Linked DNA regions of Homo sapiens: region 1 is linked to region 2. Evidence: read pairs that join two places in POLR2A ChIA-PET (ENCODE). Cell type or tissue: OCI-LY7. All regions are shown on one strand.

Region 1 (8,000 bases), 290 kb before region 2:
AAACGTAAGTCTAAAAAGAGAAAAGTGTTGACCTTGATACAGGCTGTGTTAGGCAGAGATTTCAAGGAAATCCTCTCTGAAGAGGTGACATTTGATCTGAGACCTGAAGCACCGGAAAGAGGCAGCCAAGCCAGGAAGAGGCAGGAATGGGAAGGTCTAGGGAAAGACTGGTCCTGGCAGGCAGAACTGCGGTGGCAAAGGCCCAGCGGTGATCAGGAGCTTGGCATTTGGAAAAATAAAGAGTGTGTGTGACTGGACAGCGTGATCAAGTGGGCAGAGGAGGAGATGGTGATAGGGTGTGCACTGGTCAGGCCACCTAGCTCCTGGAGCCCACAGTGAGAAGCATGGGCTTGACTCTGAGGGCAAAGGAGAGCCACAGAGAGTTTGGGTAAAGGGGAAAGTTGGCATTTAATTTTATAGCTTTTTGAAGTTTGTTTTGTTTTCTTAGAAACAGGGTCTCAGTCTGTTACCCAAACTGGAGTGCAGCTCAAAATATTTTCCAATTTATCTTGTGATTTTTTTTTGATCCAATGATTTAGAGGTGGGTTGTTAAATTTTCACATATTTTCAGATGTCCAATATTTCTTACTGTTGTTAGTTTCTAATTCTGTTTCAGTCAGATAACTTATTTGTTTTCCCTGTCTCTCCTGTCTTCTGATCCTGTTTTTCCATTGACTACCATTTTTAAAATAAACTTATTTCAGTGTGTCATTTACAATCCTATTTTAATTTTTTGCTCTATCTCTGACGTGGTTGTTCCAGGGATTATAATGTGCTTTTAAATTTTTCCAACGAATGAAGAACGAAGTGATCGACTTCTTGCCTCTGCCGGGGCTCTGAAGCGCTGCCCCGAGGCGGTGGACGGAGGGTGCCAGGCGTGACATCAAGAGCTCTGCAGCCAGGGCCTGGGGCAACCTCCCGCTCCACCTCCCGGGAGCCTCGCAGCCAGCATCCCCAGCGGCTCGTGCTCCCCGGCCAGGCGGGACCTCAGCGCTGTGGCGGCCGCAGACCTCACCTGGGCAGGCCCCGGGCCGCATGCGGACCCTAGAGGCAACCAGCGGGCTGGATCCGCACAGCGGCCCTGGGGAATGGATCGTGTACAGGGGACAAAGCTACACATGTCTTTCATTTTGGAGGGGGGAAAAAAGAAAAAACGGAAATGAAAGATTGAAAATGTGTGGGCTCTCCGTCCTTTCCTTTGCTCCTGCGCGCTCTCTGGGGTGGGGGGCTCAGCGAGCTTCAAGAGGTGGCCGAGATTCCCCCACCCCGCCCCCAGATCCCCGGGAGAGGTCAGCACGGCCCCTCCCGTGGGTGTCACAGAGACCGATACCGGTCCCGCTCCCCGGGAAGGAGTGGGTCTGGGTCCAGTCCGCAGGACCCCCTCGCGGATGCTGACGCAGAATGGAGTTGAGGTGGGGGCAGCGCTGGACCCTAGGGCCCCTGCCTGCCTCCTGGGGAGCCCGGTGACCCAGGCAGCCCTGGTGAGGCCGCAGGAGTCTGGGCCCTAGCGACGCCCCCGGGCTCCCACAGGACGAATGTAGACGGTGAGGCCAAGGACGCCCTGCTGCCCTCGGGACTGTCCCTCCAGCCCCCAGCTTTCCGTGGTTATTGGGCCCCCTCTGCAGAGGGGCAGGGGAGCCCACCCTGGATCCTGAGGCGCCGAGCTTGAGGGACCCCAGAGCTCCAGCCAGGCCGCTTTCTTTGCGGATGGTGAAGCTGAGGTCCCGAGGAGGGCAGGGGCAGGTCCCGGGCGCTCCTCAGGCAAAGGGAGCCGATTTAGGGGCTGGGGTCACAGGAGGCGCTTCTGCGACCTCTAGGGCCCTAGAGCCCGGGAGGATGAGAGACTGGGGGCCTTTCGTCCACCCCTGGGGCTGGGCAGACGCTCAGCCTGTGCAACCCGAAGCTGCTTCTGCCCAGTCCCAGCCGCGGCCCCTTTAAGAGGGGGTGGTGCTTCAGCCTGGCGCCAGGGACGCTGCCAGCATGCAGGCCCCGACGGAAGCCGAGACTGCGCTTCGTGCGAGGCCCGGGCAGCATCGGCGGCGTGGTCAGAGCGAGTCTCGGAGAAGATGTGGTGGCTTCCGTTTGTTGGTGGAGGAGGTGGCAGGCCTCGGCGGTAAGTGGAGGGGGATGAACCCCACCTGGAACCCTCTGGGTCTCCCTACTCCTTCTCGGCCGCTCCCTGCTTTCGGGCCCTGACTTCTAAGTGGGCATCTGGGCCCGAGTCGTCAGCGTCGGGGCGGTTGTGGGATCCTGGCCTCGGCAGCGTCCACACCCCCGCCGGGAAGGCTATGCCCCTGTCCGACCCGCGTCCAGCCTATAGGAGCGCCCTGGCCCAGAGGCGGCGGTGAAGCGCTGGACTGGGTCCCTCCGAGCCCCACGGGCCTCTGAGCTGGGGCCTAGGGTTATTTTTTATGCCTCGGGACCTTTAGAAAGAGACCTCGCTAGAGCAGGGGACATCTGTAGTTTCAGTTCTTTGAGGAGTTTCCAGCTATTTAGCTGTTTTCCATGGTGTGTACCCTAATTTTCATTTCCACCTACAGTGTATGAGTTCCCCTTTCTCCAAAACCAAACCCCCATTCCAATTTGTTTTTGTTTTTTTGAGACGGAGTCTCGCTCTGTCTCCAAGGCTGGAGGGCAGTGGCGCCATCTCGGCTCACTGCAACCTCCACCTCCCGGTTTCAAGCAATTCTCCTGTCTCAGCCTCCTGTGTAGCTGGGACTACAGGCGCCCGCCACCACGCCTGGCTAATTTTTGTATTTTTATTTTTAGTAGAGACGGGGTTTCACGATATTTGTCAGGCTGGTCTGAAACTCGTGACCTCAGGTGATCCGCCCGCCTCGGCCTCCCAAAGTGCTGGGATTACAGGCGTGAGCCACGGCTCCCAGCCCCTCTTATTTTGAAAAATTTTTTCTAGGAATATTCAATAACTGTGAGATTATCTGCGTGTGGTTTTGAATTACAGTATTCTAATGAATAGTTAATTTTGAGGACCTTATCTCTTATCTGTTGTTCGATTTTATATCTGTGCAGAATTGTCCGTTCAGGTTCTTTGCGAAATATTAGATTGGATTCTTTTTCTACTTTGTAGTGTTTTTTGTGTACACGTTAGTTGACAACTCCTCGTGAATTACATGATTGCCTGAAATTTTTGCGTAATCTATAGGATGCTTTTTTATTTGGAAAGTAGTTTTCTTTGCTATGCAGAAACTTTTCACGTTGATGTAGTCCCATATGTTGTTTTTTTTTTTTTGCGTTTTATGCGTGTCATTGTGGTCACCCATATTAGAAAATATGCATCAGTAACAAAGCATTTAATTGTCAATGAGGTTTTTCTTCACAATTATCTAAGGTATTAGTTTTCTATAAGAATTGTTTTAAAATATTTTTGTTACCAGAGCAGTTGTATTATATTTCAAAATGTAAGATGATTTTTAAAAGCCTGAGTACCTAAGATGCAATTATATGAACTCTACTCTGGAGGGAGAGAAGGATGTCAGTGGACATTGTAAGACTTTTATGTTTTTGTGCCATCAAATATAGGTAAAAATATCAATAGTGCAATTCTGCTGTTTAAACAGGAACTATTGGCCTCCCTGGCCCTAAATGGAAGGGCTGATATTTTATGGTTGATTATTTTATGGTAAATTAATCCAACCTAATTCTTTTTAATTTGGTTGAATGTTTTTCTTGTTAAATAATGTTTAAAAAATAAAAACTGGAAGTTCTTGGCTTGATTTAAAAAAAAGAGAGATTCTGGTTGAGCTGAAATGGGAGTAGTCCAAAGCAATTATTATTATTATTCTTTTTAGACAGGGTCTTGCTCTGTCACCCAGGCTAGAGTGCAGTAGTGTGTTTAAAGCTCACTGAAGCCTGGACCTCCTGGGCTCAAGTGATCCTCCCACCTCAGCCTCACAAGTAGCTGGGACCCAGGCGTGCACCACCACACCCAGCTAATTTTTTATTTTTTGTAGAGATGAGGTCTCACTATGTTGCCCAGGCTGGTTTCAAACTCCCGGGCTCAAGCAGTCCCCCTGCCTCAGTCTCTGAAAGTGCTGGGATTACAGGCCTGAGCCACTGCAGCAGCTAATTTTTTTTTTTTCTGATTGAGTATAACATATTTTTTTTCCAAAGATGTCCTAACATATACCCATACCTATGTATCCATGAAATGTTGGCATGCCTCCATTGAGACTTGTTTTGTCTCCTTATTTATGTAAAATATAAAATGTACTATTTTCACCATTTTTGAGTGGTATCAAGTAAAGTCACAGAGCATACGATATTTGGTTTTCCATTCTGGAGTTACTTCACTTAGAATAATGGCCTCTAGCTCCATCCAAGTTGCTGCAAAAGACGTTATTTCATCAGTTTTTATGGCTGAGTAGTATCCCATGGTGTATATATACCACATTTTCTGTATCCACTCATTGGTTGATGGGCACTTAAGTTGTTTCCATATCCTTGCAATTGCAAATTATGCTATAAACATGCATGTGCATGTGTCTTTGTGTCTTTTTCATATAACTACTTCTTTTCCTTTGGGTAGATACCCAGTAATGGGATTGCTGGATAGAATGGTAGTTCTACTTTTAGTTCTTTAAGGACTCTCCATACTGTTTTCCATACTGGTTGTACTAATTTACATTCCCCCCAGCAGCGTAAAAGTGATCCCTCTTCACTACATTCAAGCCAACATCTATTGTCTTTTTACTGTTTAATTGTAGCAATTCTTGCAGGAGTAAGGTCATAGCTCATTGTGGCTTTAATTTGCATTTCCTTGGTGATTAGTGATGTTAGTGCCCTTTAAATAGAGACTCCAATAGTTTCTTTGTTCCATTCTCCATATGAGGCCACAAGACAGGTATCTTTTTATTTTATTTATTTATTTATTTATTTATTTATTTGAGATGGAGTCTCACTCTGTCACCCAGGCTGGAGTGCAGTGGCTCTATCTCGGCTCACTGCAAGCTCCGCCTCCCGGGTTCATGCCACTCTCCTGCCTCAGCCTCCCAAGCAGCTGGGACTACAGGCACCTGCCACCACACCTGGCTAATTTTTTGTATTTTTAGTAGAGACGGGGTTTCACTGTGTTAGCCAGGATGGTCTCGATCTCCTTACCTTGTGATCCGCCCACCTCAGCCTCCCAAAGTGTTTTTCTTTTTTATTTTTTTGAGACGGAGTCTCAAAAATTGAGCACAATTTCAGCTCACTGCAACCTCCGCCTCCTGGGTTCAAGCAATTCTTCTGTCTCAGCCTACGGAGTAGCTGGGACTACAGGTGCCCGCCACCACAGCCGGCTAATTTTTGTATTTTTAGTAGACATGGGGTTTCACCATATTGGTCAGGTCAGTCTCAAACTCCTGATCTCAGGTGATCCACTCACCTCGGCCTCCCAAAGTGCTGGGATTACAGGTGTGAGTCACCGTGCCCGGCCGAGGCCCCAACAAGACAACTATCTATGAACCCTTGCCAGACACCAAATTTGTTGGTGACTTGATGTTAAATTCCCAGCCTCCAGAACTCTAATAATGTCTGTTGTTTATAACCCACCCAGTTTATGGCATTTAGTTACAGCAGCCTGAATGGGCTAAGACAGTATGTGTGTAAATTACTTTCTTAGCACTGTGTTTGCTGCAATCTGTAAGTTTTGGTGTGTTATGTTTTTTATTTCTTTTATCTCAAGATAATTTCTAACTTCCCTTGTGATTTCTTTTTTGATCCATTGGTTAGTTACGAGTATGTCGTTTAATTTTTCTTTTTTTTTTTTTTCTTTTTGAGACAGGGTATCACTCTGTCACCCAGGCTGGAGGGCAGTGGTGCGATTTCTGCTCACTGCAACCTCCCTCTGACTCCCAGGTTCAAGCAATTCTCCTGCCTCAGCCTCCCAAGTAGCTGGGATTACAGGTGCCTGCCACCATGCCCAGCTAATTTTTGTATTTTTAATAGAGACGGGGTTTCACCATGTTGGCCAGGCTGGTCCCGAACTCCCAACCTCAAGTGATCTGCCTGCCTCGGCCTCCCAAAGTGCTGGGATTACAGGTGTGAGCCACCATACCTGGTCTAATTTTTCAAACATTGGAAAAATTTGTGATTTTTTAAAAAGTTTTCTTCTGTTAATTCATTTCATATGACTGGATATATGCCTTATATAATTTCTGTCTTTTAAAGTTGATTAATTCTTCTCCTCTGGCCTAATATATGGTCCATCCTTGAGAATGTTCCATGTGCACTTGAGAAAAATGTGTGTTCTTCTGCCATTGGATGGAGTGTTCTATATATGTCTGCTAAGTCCAATTGGTTTATGATGTTGTTCAAGTTCTTTATTTTCTTGGGGATCTTCAGTCTAGTTTTTCTACTCACTGTTAAAAGTGGCATATTAGAGCCGGGCTCAGTGGCTCACACCTGTAATCCTAGCGCTTTGGGAGGCCAAGGTGGGTGGATCACCTGATATCAGGAGTTCAAGACCAGCCTGGCCAACAAGGCAAAACTCTATCTCTACTAAAAATACAAAAAAAATAGCCAGACATGGTGGCAGGCACCTGTAATCCCAGCTACTTAGGAGGCTGAGGCAGGAGAATCACTTGAACCTGGGAGGCAGAGGTTGCAGTGAGCCAAGATGACACCATCGCACTCCAGCCTGGATGACAGAGCAAGACTTTGTCTCAAAAAAAAAAAAAAAAAGTGCCGTATTAAAGTCTCCAACTATTTTGTAGAACTGTATATTTCTTCCTGAAATTCTGTCAATGTTTGCTTCATGTATTTTGGAGCTCTGAAGTTTATTGCATATATGTTTATGATTATTATATTTCCTTGATGAACTGACCCTTCTATTAATATATAATATCCTTCTTTATCTTTTGCAATTGTTTTTGACGTAAAGTTTATTTTGTCTGATATTAGTATAACAACCCAAGCTCTCTTTTGGTTACTATTTGTGGGGAATATATTTTGCAACCTCTAACTTTCAACCTATTCATGTCTTTAAATCTAAAATGAGGCTCTTGTAGACAGTGCATATTTGGATCATGTTTTATTATTCATTTAGCCAATTCCTGCCTTTGGACTGGAGAGTTTACTCCACTTAACTATTGATAAGAAAGGACCTCTGCCATTTTGTTATTTGTCTTTCGTATGGCTTAATATTTTCTGGCCCTCATTTCCTTTATAACTGCCTTCTTTTATGTTTAGTTTCTTTTTTTTCCCCAAGACCAAGTCTCACTCTGTCACCCAGGCTAGAGTGCAGTGGCACGATCCCAGCTCACTGCAATCTCCGCCTCCTGCGTTCAAGTGATTCTCCTGCCTCAGCCTCCCAAGTAGCTGGGATTACAGACGCACAGTACCATACCCAGCTAATTTTATGTATTTAGTAGAAACAGGGTTTCACCTGTTAGCCAGGCTGATCTCGAACTCTCAACCTCTGGTGATCTGCCCGCCTCGGCCTCCCAAAGTGCTAGGATTACAGGCGTGAGCCACTGCAACTGGCCTATGTTTAGTATTCTGTTTTTTTGTTTGTTTGTTTTTTGTAGTGACATATTTTGTTCCCCTCTCATTTCCTTTTGTTTATATTCTATAAATATTTTCTTCATAGTTACTATGAATATTACATACAACATCCTAAGGTTGTAACAATCTAATTTGAATTAATACCTACTTAACTTCAATTGCATACAAAAACTTATGGTGGCTTATACCTATAATCCCAGCACTTTGGGAGGCCAAGGTGGGCGAATCACCTGAGGTCAAGGGCTCAAGACCAGCCTGGCCAACATGGTGAAACCCCATTGCTATTAAAAATACAAAAATTAGCCAGGCGTGGTGGCATGCGCCTGTAATCCCCGCTACTCAGGAGGCTGGGGCAGGAGAATCACTTGAAACCAGGATTGAACCCAGGATTGAACCCAGGTTTCAGTGAACCAAGATCTCACCACTGCACTCCAGCCTGGGTGACAGAGTGAGACTCTGTCTCAAAAAACAACAAACAAACAAAAAAAAACTCTACT
Region 2 (8,000 bases):
CTGGGCGACAGAGTGAGATTCTGTCTCAAAAAAATAAAAAGAAAATAAAAAGTGTAAATACAATACATTTTCAGTGCTGATTATTCTCATCAAAACAATTTATTGCAGTACTTCTTTACATGTTAGCATCTGCTTTTCTCAAATGTTTAAATTCATACAATGATTTAACTCGTACAATTCTTTCAAACTTCTTTTTTTGTATGTATGTAAGGTACCTTAAACAAAAAGACCAGGCATGGTGGCTCATACCTGTAATCCCAGCACAGTTTGAGGCTGGAGAATTGCTTGAGCCCAGGAGTTTGAGACCAGCCTGGGCAGAAGAAAAAGAAAATAAAAAGTGTAAATTGGGAGGCCGAGGCAGGCAGATCACGAGGCCAGGAGATCGAGACCATCCTGGCTAACACGGTGAAACCCCGTCTCTACTAAAAATACAAAAAAATTAGCCGGGCATGGTGGCGGCACCTGTAGTCCCAGCTACTCGGGAGGCTGAGGCAGGAGAATGGCGTGAACCCGGGAGGCGGAGCTTGCAGTGAACGGAGATCCCACCACTGCACTCCAGCCTGGGCGACAGAGCAAGACTCTGTCTCAAAAAAAAAAAAAAAAAAAGTGTAAGTACAATACATTTTCAGTGGTGATTCTTCTCATCAAAACAATTCATTGCAGCACTTCTTTACATGTTAACATCTGTTTTACATAGCAAAACCACCATCTGTATTTATATATATTTTTTAAAATTAGCCAGGCGTGGTGGCTCACGCCTGTAATCCCAGCACTTTGAGATGCTGAGTGGGGAGGATCCCTTGAGCTCAGGAGTTTAAGACCAGCCTGAGCAACATAGTGAGACTCTGTCTCTACAAAAAATAATAATAATAATTTAAAAATTAACCGGGTGTGCTGGCACATGCCTGTAGTCCCAGCTACTCAGGAGCCTGAAGCTGGAGGATCACTGGAGCCCATGAGGTTGAGGTTGGCGTTGTGCCACCACTGCACTCCAGCCTGGGCAACAGAGCAAGATTCTGTTCAAAAAAATAATAATAATAGGCCAGGCACGGTGGCTGACGCCTGTAAGCTCAGCGCTTTTTTTTTTAAATAATGTTTTTCTTTACTTTATTATTTATTTTATTTATTTTTGAGACAGAGTCTCGCTCTGTTGCCCAGGCTGGAGTGCAGTGGTGCGATCTCCGCTCAGTGCAACCTCCGCCTCCAGAAGCCCAGCACTTTGGGAGACCAAGGTGAGTGGATCACTTGAGGTCAAGAGTTCGAGACCAGCCTGGCCAACAGAGTGAAACCCTGTCTCTACTAAAAATACAAAAATTAGCCGGGTGTGGTGGTGCACACCTGTAATCCCAGTTACTCAGGAGGCTGAGGCAAAGAATCACTTGAACTGGGGAGGTGGAAGTTGTAGTGAGTCGAGATTGTGCCACTGCACTCCAGCCTGAGATTGTGCCACTACACTCCAGCCTGGGCAACAGAGTGAGATTCTGTCTCAAAAAAAAAAAAAAAAAATGAAAATAATGAAAACAAAAAAGAGGCAAATTATAAATTAAATAAACTACTAAATAGGCCAGGCGCGGTGGCTCATGCCCGTAATTCCAGCACTTTGGGAGGCCAAGGGGGGCGGATCACCTGAGGTCAGGAGTTGGAGACCTGCCTGGCCAACATGATGAAACCCAGTCTCTACTAAAAATACGAAAATTAGACAGGCGTGGCGGTGCCAGTGAACAGAGATTGCGCCACTGCACTCCAACCTGGGCAACAGAGACTGTCTCAAAAAACAAAAGCAAAATAAACAAACAAACAAAAAGTCAGGAATAGTATATAAAGTGCCAGTATTGTTAGTTTTGGCTTAAACATAATACTAACTTCCAAATTCTCTCTCCTTGGCCAAATAAATCGAATAAAACTGGGCTAAAGGAATGAATTTGCCAATGCAACAAAGATGACTGCCATTCTGCCCTGCCTCCGGAATCATGAAAGGGGTGGTCTTCTGACGTCCTCCCTTTTCACAGGGGCCTGCAGAGGGAGGCAGCCGCTGTTGGGAGGTCACAGAGCGTCTGCAGCTGACTGGGAAGCCCTCCTAACTGGCGCACCTGAGGGGCTGGGTGCCCGTCTGCTGCTTCTGGCTGCCCTGGCCCGCAGTAGTAGTAAGTCTCCTCCTCACCTCCCTCTGGCCCAAGCATGGAAAACACCAAGTCTTCCTGTCTCCTGAACACAGTTGGGACTAGTGGGAATGTACCAAAGGAACTTTCCTAAAAGTTAAGGAAAGCCAAAAAGAAAATAAACAAGAGAAATAAAAATCACAGAGGCGACAGGCGGTGTCCAGGTTTCTGAGCTTACAATAGCTCACTCGCGAGCCACTCCATTTCTAGTTTGCTGGGCCCCTCCCAGGAAACCCTCCTTTACAACGCAGGGCTGTTCCCCACAGAGGCGGGACTGGGTGAGGCCCACTCTCCTGGCTATTCTTAAGAAAGCCATGAGCCACAAAAGGCTGATGGCTCACAGACTTCATCTCCTGAGGCCCCTAAGCATCTTCTTTAACCGCCCATCTCTAGGATGGAGGACGATTTTTCTGCGTAGTGTCTCCTGGAGAGGGTTCCCATGCTCCAATCTCTGTGAGAGGGACAGGAATGAAAAGCGCCCAGGCCTGGCCCTAGTCTGAATCCAGGCTTTGATGCCTCCTGGCTGGGGACTTTTTCTTATTCAACCACTTTATTTTATTTTATTATTTTTGAGACAGGATCTTGCTCTGTCGCCCAGGCTAGAGTGCAGTGGCGCAATCTCAACTCACTGCAAACTCCATCTCCCCAGTTCAAGCGATTCTCCTGCTTCAGCCTCCTGATTAGCTGGGATTACAGGCGCCCGCCACCATGCCCAGCTGTTTTTTGTATTTTTAGTAGAGACAGGGTTTCACCATGTTGGCCAGGCTGGTCTCAAACTCCTGACCTCAAGTGATCTGCCCGCCTCAGCCTCCCAATAAACCACTTTATTATTCACAAACCATATAATTCACCCATATAAAGTATAAAATTACATGGTTTTTAGTATATTCAGAGTTGTGCGACCATCACCACAATCCATTTTATAACATTTTCCTCTTCCCTAGAAAAGAATCCCATACCTGTTAATGTCACTCCCGCTTTCCCCAAACCTCCCCAACTAGTTCCCTCAGCCCCCACCCTAGGGGCTTTTGTCGCTATAGACTTGCCAATGCTGCTGGCTACGTATGCTTGAAAAACCTCTTTGGTTCTCAATTTCTTCCTATGTAAAAAGGAGCTAGCCTTTTTACATAGCCCCTCCCCACATATGCAGCCCATGGGAGACAGTCTATAGAAATTAGTTCTCCGGCCCGGCGCGGTGGCTCACGCCTGTAATCCCAGCACTTTGGGAGCCCGAGACGGGTGGATGACAAGGTCAGGAGTTCGAGACCAGCCTGGCCAAGGTGGTGAAACCCTGTCTCTACTAAAAATACAAAAATTAGCCAGGCATGGTGGCACGCGCCTGTAGTCCCAGCTATTCGGGAGGCTGGGGCGGGAGAATCGCTTGAACCCAGGAGGTGGAGGTTGCAGTGAGCTGAGATCGCACCTTGCACTCCAGCCTCGTCAACAGAGCAAAACTCCATCTAAAAAACAACAAAAAAAAATTAGTTCTCATTATATACCACGTGCTATATACCCACAAAAATTAAAAATTTAAAATGAGTTAAATGAGTTCTCTCCTTCCCTTTCTTCAGGGCCTTAGCACATTGAAGTTTGTTTGTTTTGGTTTTATGTTGTTTTGCCTTAATTACACCTGTGCTGAAGCAGAGGCCTTATCGCCTGTATTTTATAAGAATAGGGCTCATGTCACTGAGGTAAAGACCACCCATTTTCCTCCTCTGGGCCCAGGGTATGAGCAAGCTTCTCAGCACCAAGCGCACCAGCAATAACAATAATCCCTGTCCTTTGTTGAGAGCTCACTGTGTGCTAAGCATTGCTCCAGGTGTTGTGTATGTAATAATTAATAATCCTCACCAACCCCATGAGACAAGTTGCTGCTGCTATTCCTGTTCTATAGATGAGGAACTGGAAGTGTTCAGGATGAAGTAATCGGCCTCAGTTACACAGCTAGCAGGAGCGCTGGAGCCAAGCTACAACCCAGGCAGGCTGCTCAGAGCCTGCACGAATGACTGGGCCACCTGTGCCTCTCCAGTGCAAACCCCCCGTTTGTCATCAACAACAGGAGGGACTGACTGGAGGTCCGCTGCAGCTCAGAGAGTTTGTCCATTTCTGGGCTATTATTGATTAACCTGTTTATATTCCACCGTATCAGAGCCTGGATCACCTGGAAGGCATTCCTTTCTAGACGCAGCAATGCAGGAGAGTCGGCGACTTCAGGGACTGAGGCTGGAGGTCTGCAAAAGCAGATCAGGAGGTGTGGAGGCATTTGTTTCTATATCATATCACCAACCGCAATACCACTCTAGGATGGAAAGACTCTGTATTTCCAAACAGTGTGCAACTGGGCCGAGCTGGTGGCAAAATCTTACCTTAGTGAAATGTCTATGTTACTTATCAAGCTCATTTCCTGGGATCACATCATGCCCTCCACTTACCTTAATATTGAGAACGCTTAATCGTTCATTTCAATTATTTATGTCTCCCCCCGATTCTCTAGGCTATATGGGGACAATGTCTTACCAGATACATCTCTAGATTACTTAAGTTAATACTGGTAGGCCAGATGCTGTGGCTCACACCTGTAATCCCAGCACTTTGGGAGGCCGAGGCGGGCGAATTGCTTGAGCTCAGAAGTTCCAGACCAGCCTGGGGAACATGTGGAAATCCTGTCTCTACTAATATATATATATATATTAGCTGGATGTGGTGGCACACGCCTGTAATCCCAGCTACTTGGAAGGCTGAGGCAGGAGAGTCGCTTGAACCCAGGTCAGGGAGTGGTGGGGGGTGCGGCATCGAGGTTGCAGTGAGCTGAGATCATGCCACTGCACTTCAGCCTGGGTGACAGAGCGAGGCTCTGTCTCAAAAGCAAACAAACAAACAAAAAAGAAAGTTTGCTCCAGGTCAGCTCTGGGTATAAACAGGAGGAACCCAGTTTGAATAGGAAATAATATCTAACAGATACTCTTACTAACTTCTATTCTCTTATTAGTCAACTAATTTTTTTTTTTTTTTGAGACAGGGTCTGATTCTGTCGCCCAGCTTGGAGTGCAGTCGTGCAATCTCGGTTCACTGCAATCTCCTGGGCTTAGCCAGTGATCCTCCCACCTCAGCTTCCTGAGTAGCTGGAACTACAGGCGTCCACCACTGCACCTGGCCAGATGGTCAACTCATTTTTAAGAAGGACTGCTTGTTGGCTGGGCACGGTGGCTCACGCCTGTAATCCCAGCACTTTGGGACGGTGAGGCAGGTGGATAACCTGAGGTCAGGAGTTTGAGACCAGCCTGGTCAACATGGTAAAACCCCGTCTCTACTAAAAAATACAAAAATTAGCTGGGCGTGGCAGGCGACTTAATCCTAGCTACTTGGGAGGCAGAGGCAGGAGAATCGTTTGAACCCGGGAGGCAGAGGTTTCAGTGAACCAAGATTGAGCAATTGCACTCAAACCTGGGGGACAAGAGCGAGACTTCTCTTAAAAAAAAAAAAAAAAAGAAGGACTGCTTGTTAAACTATCAATGTAGTGTCTACATTTTTACTTCATTCTGAAAAATTCAGTATAATTTTCAAATTTTTCCACTAGAAATATTTTGAGAACACATACATACAATTTTTTTTTCATTTGGGTGTGTATACATTCCCAAAATATTATAATTGGAATGTTTCTAGACTTTTTGAGGACCTTTCAGAGCAGCAAAGAACCAAAAAAAAAAAAAAAAAAACTAAACCTGTATCATTTAAATTGATTATATTAACACGGCAACTCAAGGTTTTTCACCTTGAACTGACTATAATCTTATTATTTTACAGCGTCTGTGAATCTTGGTATTAGCATAGAGAAAACATTTTTTTTTGGCAAACACAGAAAGGGGAACCTTTAAAGAGACAGACTTGCTCATTTTACAGATGAGGAAATCGAGATGCAGAAAGTGAACTGATTTGCTTAAGGTCCCTTGCTTAGTAAATAACAAACGGGGAACTAGAACTCAGCATTTCTGATTCCTGATTCTTCAACTTTCCCATAATACCTATTGCCTTGTCAACGGAAAAATGATTTTCCATTTGTATTAAGTAATCTTCTAGTATTTATTTATTTATTTATTTATTTAATTTTTGAGACAGAGTCTCTCTCTGTCACCCAGGCTGGAGTGCAGTGGCACGATGTCAGCTCACTACAACCTCCGCCTCCTGGGTTCAAGTGATTCTCCTGCCTCAGCCTCCTGAGTAGCTGGGATTACAGGCACGTGCCGCCACGCCCAGCTAATTTTTGTATTTTTAGTAGAGACCGGGTTTCACCATGCTGGTTGGGCTGGTCTTGAACTCCTGACCTCAAGCAATCCACCCTCCTCGATCTCCCAAAGTGCTGGGGTTACAGGCATGAGACACGGCACTTGGCCTTTGTTTATTTATTTACTTTTTTTTTTTTTTTAGACAAGGTCTCGCTCTGTTGCTCAGGCTGGAGTGCAGTGGCGTGATCATAGCTCACTGCAGCCTCAATCCCCTGGGCTCAAGCAATTCTCCCACCTTAGCCTCCCTAGTACTGAGGACCACAGGCGTGCATCACTATGCCCAGCTATTTAAAAGAGAAGTTTTGCAGAAACACTGTCCTGCTATGTTGCCCAGAGTGGTTTCAAACTCCTGGGCTCAAACAATCCTCCTGCCTCGGCCTCCCAAAGTGCTGAGATTACAGGTGTGAGCCACTGCGCCTGGTTCTAGTTTACTTTAAATGGTTAACCATCTGAGGCAAGGCATCTGTTTGGAATCACTCCACCTTTACCCCTTCCTTTGGCAGAAATTGTGAATTATCTTCCAACATCCATCCTCTCCTTCTTCCCTCAGAATAGAAGCCCTGATTTTCAACTGGGCATGAAACTGCTCCTTCTCCTTCCTGCTAATGGGACACAAGGGCTGATGGCATCGGGAGGTAGAAACTGTGTGTTGAGGACAGTAGAGCAGTAGGGCTCTTAGAAGGAGCCTGGCCTCTCCCTACTGTAGAGCTCCACACCTGTCTTCCTTGGTGACAACACATTTTATATTGTTTAAGTAACTTCTGCTGTTGTTGTTACCTGTAGCCAAGTTAATCCTGAACCTGGCAAGTGCTCCATCCCTCCACCCTTGTGTCTGTCTCTGCTCACAAAAGCGGTTTCCAGAGCTGTGCCTAGGTCCCATCTCTAGCAGCCTGGTCCCTCTCTGGCAGGGTCTTCTGACTTTCTGTCCTCTCTGCCTTTGTCATAGAATAGTACATTGTTGAGCTGGTTATTCTCTGGCCCTTGCCATCCTTTCTCTGCCTCTTCTCCATCGCAACAGACTGATCCCTGCGGACCTATCACTCGGGCTCCCTTGCCAGTTGGCTGGGTGCTAAGTGGCTGGGCCACTTGGAGGGACCACTGAGGGCTCAGAAGGCAGGAGGAGAGAGGGATGGGATGTTTCCTGCTCTGCTGTGTTCCTGGTATTTAGCTCTGGCACTGACTACATTTCTCCATGACTCTCGCACTGGCAGGGCAGTCCCTTCTCCTATCTCTCTCTAGGGTGCCATTCACACTGTCCGCACCCGTGCCCCTTCAGGCCTGGCGGTGACAGTGGCTCCGTGTCTTTTCTGGTTCCTGAGTGCCTCAACATCCCACATCGGTTCCTTTAACCTTGCTCCCCCGCTGTAAAAAGTCCTTCGTTTCCTTCTCCTCTGAATTCCATCGGAGTGTGCCTCTGTATCTTGCTGGACCGTGACTAATAAAATTACAGCATAGTTGTTCGCTTACTTCTGTCTCCCTTCCTGGAGTATAAGTTTCCTGAAGGTAACAAACATTGCCTTTTTTCTTGTTTGTTTTTTGCAGCTTATAGCATCATAGC

Evidence for each region. ChIA-PET counts read pairs that join two places held together with the same protein. Peaks named below come from ENCODE experiments on the same cell type or tissue, not always from the same donor. Only the 100,000 strongest peaks of a DNase experiment are listed, where the experiment ranks them.
Region 1: POLR2A ChIA-PET joins it to region 2 with 11 read pairs; 2 of 35 experiments call an interaction of 5 or more read pairs at or near these places.

Annotation. Positions count from the first base shown.
Region 1 is chr22:17,035,232-17,043,231 of GRCh38, forward strand. It overlaps CECR7 (cat eye syndrome chromosome region, candidate 7), which reads left to right and starts at 1,339. Exons shown (of 4, transcript NR_152826.1): 1 at 1,339-2,113. RefSeq lists a silencer at 878-987 and enhancers at 2,651-2,700, 2,711-2,870. In OCI-LY7, no CTCF peak of the experiment used is centred here; no DNase peak of the experiment used is centred here; H3K4me3 peaks cover 3,362 bases; H3K27ac peaks cover 1,371 bases.
Region 2 is chr22:17,330,184-17,338,183 of GRCh38, forward strand. No RefSeq gene overlaps it. Among named protein-coding and RNA genes, the nearest start is that of CECR2, 35 kb to the right of the region's middle. RefSeq lists a silencer at 340-517 and enhancers at 1,557-2,057, 2,058-2,558. In OCI-LY7, no CTCF peak of the experiment used is centred here; no DNase peak of the experiment used is centred here.